Linked DNA regions of Homo sapiens: region 2 is linked to region 1. Evidence: chromatin loops called from intact Hi-C (ENCODE). Cell type or tissue: mammary epithelial cell. All regions are shown on one strand. Each heading gives the region's core, and the rest is flanking DNA. Links, peaks and the distances in the headings are about the cores only.

Evidence for each region. Peaks named below come from ENCODE experiments on the same cell type or tissue, not always from the same donor. Only the 100,000 strongest peaks of a DNase experiment are listed, where the experiment ranks them.
Region 2: it touches region 1 in a loop (5-fold over the local background); 3 of 110 quality-filtered maps call a loop at or near these places.

What each region holds. Positions count from the first base shown.
Region 1 is chr6:150,394,229-150,397,146 of GRCh38, forward strand. IYD (iodotyrosine deiodinase) reads left to right here. Exons shown (of 5, transcript NM_203395.3): 4 at 1-27. Among named protein-coding and RNA genes, the nearest start is that of IYD, 27 kb to the left of the region's middle. In mammary epithelial cell, for the core only: a CTCF peak has its summit at 1,394; a DNase peak (open chromatin) is centred at 1,393.
Region 2 is chr6:150,015,297-150,018,219 of GRCh38, forward strand. No RefSeq gene overlaps it. Among named protein-coding and RNA genes, the nearest start is that of RAET1L, 8.8 kb to the right of the region's middle. RefSeq lists an enhancer at 1,650-1,889. In mammary epithelial cell, for the core only: a CTCF peak has its summit at 1,798 (motif pointing left); a DNase peak (open chromatin) is centred at 1,775.

The DNA.
Region 1 (2,918 bases), core at 1-2,500:
TGTGGCATCCTGCTAGCTGCCCTGCAGGTATGTTGAGACATCAAGGGTTACAGGGTGGCCTTATTAGAACATTTCAGCTGAGTTTTCAATTCAGGGACATTTGGAAATTTTTTTTTAATCTAAAGTAGAATTCCTAAGTGAGGTAACTCTGATGTGAAAACTGACTCTGGAAACCTGGATTGGTGACTATGATGGTTCAGCAAGCTGGGAATTCACTTATAACATCATTTCAAGTTAGAAAAATTGGTGTTGTGTTTGCAGTCATCTGTAACAACATGAAGTTTCAAGGGTTTTGGCAGACCCACATGAAGTACTTTGGAGCCTAAAAGTCACAGAGGCTAACTCCCTGGATACGTTTACTGTTGCTCTCAGAGATGATGGAATGACTAAAAAGCCATGAGAAGGGCTCTTCATAGAGGCCCTTTTCTGAGAAGTTTGCGTTGCATGGCATTAGGAAGAAGGTCATGTGCTTTTCAAAAATTCCATCTGCATAGGAACGAGAGCAATGCTAACATGAAATGGAGCAGGATTGCTGTATAGTTTTCAAACTATTCATGCATTCACTCAACAGTGCATTCACTCCACAAATATTTTCTGAGCTCCTTTTTGTTTTGTTTTGAGACAGGGTCTCATTGTGTCACTCAGGCTGGAGTGCAGTGGCACCATCACAGCTCACTGCAGCCTTGACCCCCGGGCTTAAGTGATCCTCCCACCTCAGCCTCCTGAATAGCTGGGACTATAGGCAGGCACCACCATGCTAATTTTTGCATTTTTTGTATAGATGGAGTTTTGCCATATTGCCTAGGCTAGTCTCAACTCCTGAGCTCAAGTGATTCACTCTTCTCAGCTTCCCAAAGTACTGGGATTACAGGCGTAAGCCACCATGCCTGGCCTCTGAGCTCCTTCTACGTGGCAGTTCCTGGGAGCCACTGGGGATAGTTGTCTGATGAACTGTATATTCTAGCAGAGACTGGGGGCTGGGTAGTGGATAGAGAGAGATGGTAAACCCATAAAATAAATGTAGAAAACAAGATTATAAGAGCAAGTAACCATACTTTTGAGAGACAATGGATTAAAAAAAAAAGAGAGCTTCTTCACTATCTCAAAGAAAAACATGTATGTTGAATAACACCTCCCAAAATGTAGTCATTGAAATGTGTTTTAGGTTTTTGGAAAAATTATCCTGAAGGAGCTGGCATTGATTTCCTTCCTGAATCTGTAAGCAGGTAAATAATGGAATCACCATGCGGCATCAGACTGCGAGGCACCGCCACCTGATTGAGGGTCCTGGAAGAAGCAGCGAAGCCTGCAGCAAGCTCAGCTCACAAGGCTGCCCAGGTGCCTCTGCAGCAGGCAGTCTTTTTCACTTTGCCATTGAGTTTGCTGCCCCCTAGCTTTCATAAGGCATAATCCCGAGAGTAGGTTATGATTAGTGATGGAGGAAAGAAAAATCTCCATGAAGCCCGCATCTCCAGTATGGTGACTGGGTCTGATAAGCGCGCCATGCATGTCTTGTAGAGGCAGCTTCCAGAACTTCCTGGTCAGGTTTAGAGGTGGTGATCTGATTGGAAAAGCTGGAGAGGGGCAGGCGGGGAAGTGTCTGGAAGCTACTCATTGCTTTTACTTAGATGTTTGTTATTTGGAGGCTTGGAAAGAGGTCGATGGGGTACCCCTTGGCCACTGAGTCCCCTATCAACGGGCATCAGCATCTCACTGGGTGGGGATGCTCTGCTTCCATGGTTGGCTCTGTAGTCATAGGAACTTGCCGTGGTGGTTGTTGTTTAGAATATAATATACAAGCCTTTATTAATATATTAAATACCAAGAGCTAGTCGTAGCTCTATAATTTTAAAGTAGTGATGAATGTAATGATATTTTAAAATATCTATAACAACTGTAAAATGATATGAAAATAACTGTGGATTTCATTGGTGATAAAGTCATAGATATTGCTAACACTACTGTGGTTTGCTGCCTACATTTATAAAGGAAGAAACTGCTAAATTTCAGTTAGATGTTAGTGAATATGAAAACTTTTTTTTTCAAATTCAAGTTCATGGACCTGCTAAATTCAATCCTTGGCCCTTTGGGGGTCTGAGGATTCCAGTTAAAAAAATCCTGACCTATAATAAGACCAAAGTACTCACATCGAGAGAGTGAAAGATAAAATAATAATAGAAGTCAACTTAACATTAATAATATTAATAAGAGGAATTGTTTAATATGGTCTGTGTATTTGCAGGTTTCTACTGCTAGAGACATACAAAATTCAGTATGGAGTAAAAGCTATGTCTTGAAAAGGACCAAGATATAAAATGACACTAAATTAAGGTGTAAATATTTTCTCAAAAAAGTTTAAGACTTGGCCAGGTGCGGTGGCTCACGCCTCTAATCCCAGCACTTTGGGAGGCCAAGGCGGGCGGATCACGAGGTCAGGAGATCGAGACCATCCTGGCTAACATGGTGAAACCCGGCCTTTACTAAAAATACAAAAAATGAGCCAGGCGTGGTGGCGGGCGCCTGTAGTCCCAGCTACTCGGGAGGCTGAGGCAGGAGAATGGCGTGAACCTGGGAGGCGGAGCTTGCAGTGAGCGGAGATCCCGCCACTGCACTCCAGCCTGGGCGACAGAGCGAGACTCCGTCTCAAAAAAAAAAAAAAAAAATTAAGATTTATCCATTGCAAGTTCAAATACTATGTGAAGATATGATCAAGGAGAAGAAACGCCATGATAAAGTAGAGCTAATGACAGAAAGAAGAAATCAGTTAGGTTTTTTGATGCATGTATTCTTGAGAACAGTCTCTCAGGTATTGTGAAATCTTCGTTAATCAAGGTATAGTATATGATGATGTTGTATAAGAGACCTTCAGCAAGAAACTATATTGAGTCACTCTAGATTCATATATGTGCATGTGTGCA
Region 2 (2,923 bases), core at 329-2,828, 380 kb before region 1:
TCAGTCTCCTGCTCTCTGCCTTGTAAGGAACGCAGGCCCCACCCCCTCCAGCCTCACAGTGTTTGGGGTCACCCATTCTAGCGGGGTGAGGCGTCGCCTTGTGGGTGCGGTTGGCATTTCCCTGAGGTCTGTGGACACTGAGCCCCTTTTCCTGGGCTCACTGCCATTTGCATTCTTCTTCTGATGCCAGTGGGCAAGGGGAGGTCCCTAAACGCCGGTTGGACCGCGACCCCAGCCGGTGCGGGGCTCTTGGCAGCGCTTGGGGAAGTGAATTCGAAGACCAGTAGGAAAATAGAGGAAGGACGGAGATTTATTGTAAAAGGAAAAGTACACACTCAAGTAAAGGGAGTGCAGGGGAACTCAAGAGAGAGGCAGGTGCAAGGGGGTTTGGTGCTGCCACCTTTCCTGGTTTCTTCAACCAAGGGGTGGAATATTCATGAAAATTCCTGGAAGAAGGACAGGGATTCTCAGAACTCTGGTGCCTCGAATTTTTACACCAAATATGGGTATTCTCAGAACTGCTAGGGAGCTGGCTAGTGTGTGTTTAGTGTGTTTATCAGCATGTAATGAGGTCCCAGGTGAAACCTAGGTCAAATCCAGGGCCATGTTGGATCCACTCATTCTTAGTCAGCTTGGTCCACATGCTGTTTCTCAGCAACTTATCAGCCCAGAGCCACTGCAGATATTTCAACAGATTTCTTTTGCTAGTCACCTGAAACTGCTGCCCAAAATTTTCTATTCTTTTGAGACCACCGTGTAGTATACCTGTCTCACTTTGGAGAAATGTCTATTCAAATTCCTTGCATATATTTAAATTGGGTTATTTCCCTTTGTAATATTGAGTTGGAAGAGTTCTTTATATATTCAGAATAACAGTCCATTACCAGATATATGATTTTCAATGATTTTCTCTCGTTCTGGAAGTTTTTTTTTAATCTTCTAATTGGAGTTCTTTTGGAAGCACAAAAGTTTTACATTTGCATGAAATGAAATTAAACTACCTTTTATTACGCCATTTGTGCTACTGGCTACAGGGAACGAGGGGTGGGCAGGAAGCCCCCTGGAGTCCCTGACTCCCTCCACAGCAAGTCAACCAGAAAATCAATTCAACATTCATACATGCATGTTATCTCACACACACACACACATGCACACACACAGAGACATGCAGGCACAATCTCTCACACACACTCACACCACACAGGCACACACATTCACAGAGACACACATACACAAATGCATGCAGAAATACAGACACAGCCATGCACATACACGGGCACACAAAAAGACACACAGAAACACATGGGAGAAACTGCGTGTCATCTTGAGAGTTGTCATGTCGAGCCCATCCTGCCCACACACCTTTCACCTTGGGGGCTGTCTCCCAGCTCATGAAGGAGTTCTGAAGCCATCAAGCAGGCAGTCACTGTGTGATCTGAAACACTCAGACAGCTCCTCACTCTGATCTATCTTCCTGGTCCCCTTGGGATGAAGCAGCGTCCTGTTGGTTTTCACTGCAGCAGAAGAGAATCCTCCCCCAGGGCAGAACTGCTGGGCCACCAGAGTACCCCTCTGCTCTTTGCCCTCAGGGCATCTTGATCTGCAGGGTGGGAGGAACTGCCCCAGTCCTCAGAAATGAACTCTTTATGGATTCCTCTTCCACCATGATGTCAATGTCTCTTTTGTCTTCTCTAGCCCTTGGCTGTGGATCCCAGGTTGTGTGCCAAGGAGCTCAGGGCACAAACTCGCTGTTGGCAAACCCTCTGGGCTTATTGAAATATTTGAAAGATGAACAGTGCCATCTGCTGGAAAAGACTGGAAAGTACCAGTCCAAGGTATTTCATAGTTCCAACATCAGACTATGCACCATTACAGGTTACAGGTATGCACCACCACATCTGGCTAATTTTTGTATTTTTAGTAGAGACGGAGTTTCACCATGTTGGTCAGGCTGGTCTCAAACTCCTGACTTCATGATCTGCCCACCGCGGCTTCCCAAAGAGCATTTTTTCATGTTCGTTGGCCACTTGCAGGTCTTCTTTTGCAAAGTGTCTGTTCACATTCTTTGCTTATTTTTTAATTGGAATTTTGTTCCTGCTTGTTGAGTTGTTTAAGTTCCGTGTAGATTCTGGATATTAGAGCTTTGCCAGATGCATAGATTGCAGATATTTCTCCCATTCTATAGGCTGTTTACTGTGTTGCTAATTTCTTTTACTGTGGAGAAGCGCTTTAGTTTAATGAGGTCACATTTGTCAATTTTTGTTTTTGGTTGCAAATGCTTTTGGTGTCTTCATCATGATATCTTTGTCAGGCTGTATGTCCAAAGTGGCATTTCCTAGGTTATCTTCCAGGATTTTTATAGTTTTAGGACTTACATTTAAATCTTTAATTCATGTCGAGTTATTTTACATATATGGTGAAAGGTAGAGGTTCAGTTTCGTTCTCCTACACATGGCTAGCCAGTTATCCCAGCACCATTTATTGAATTAGGACTCTTTCCTCATTGCTTTTTTTGTTGATTTTGTTGAAAGTTAAAAGGTGTGAAGGTTTCTTTCTGAGCTGTCTATTCTGTTCCACTGATCTAAGTGTCTATTTTGGTACCAGTACCATTCTGTTTTGATCACTGTAGCCTTATATTATAGTTTGAAGTCAGGCTATGTGGTGTCTCTGGCTTTGTTCTTTTTGCTTATGATTGTTTTGGCTATTTGGGCTCTTTTTTAACTCCAAAGAACTTTTAGATTAGATTTGTCTAATTTTGTGGAAAATGACATTGGTATTGATAGAGATAGTGTTGCATCTATAAATTGCTTTTGGAAGTATGGCCATTTTAGCTATATTGATTCTCCAACCCATGAGCATGAAATATTTTTCCATGTATTTGTTTTGTCTCTGATTTTTTTCAGCCATGTTTTGTAGATTCTCT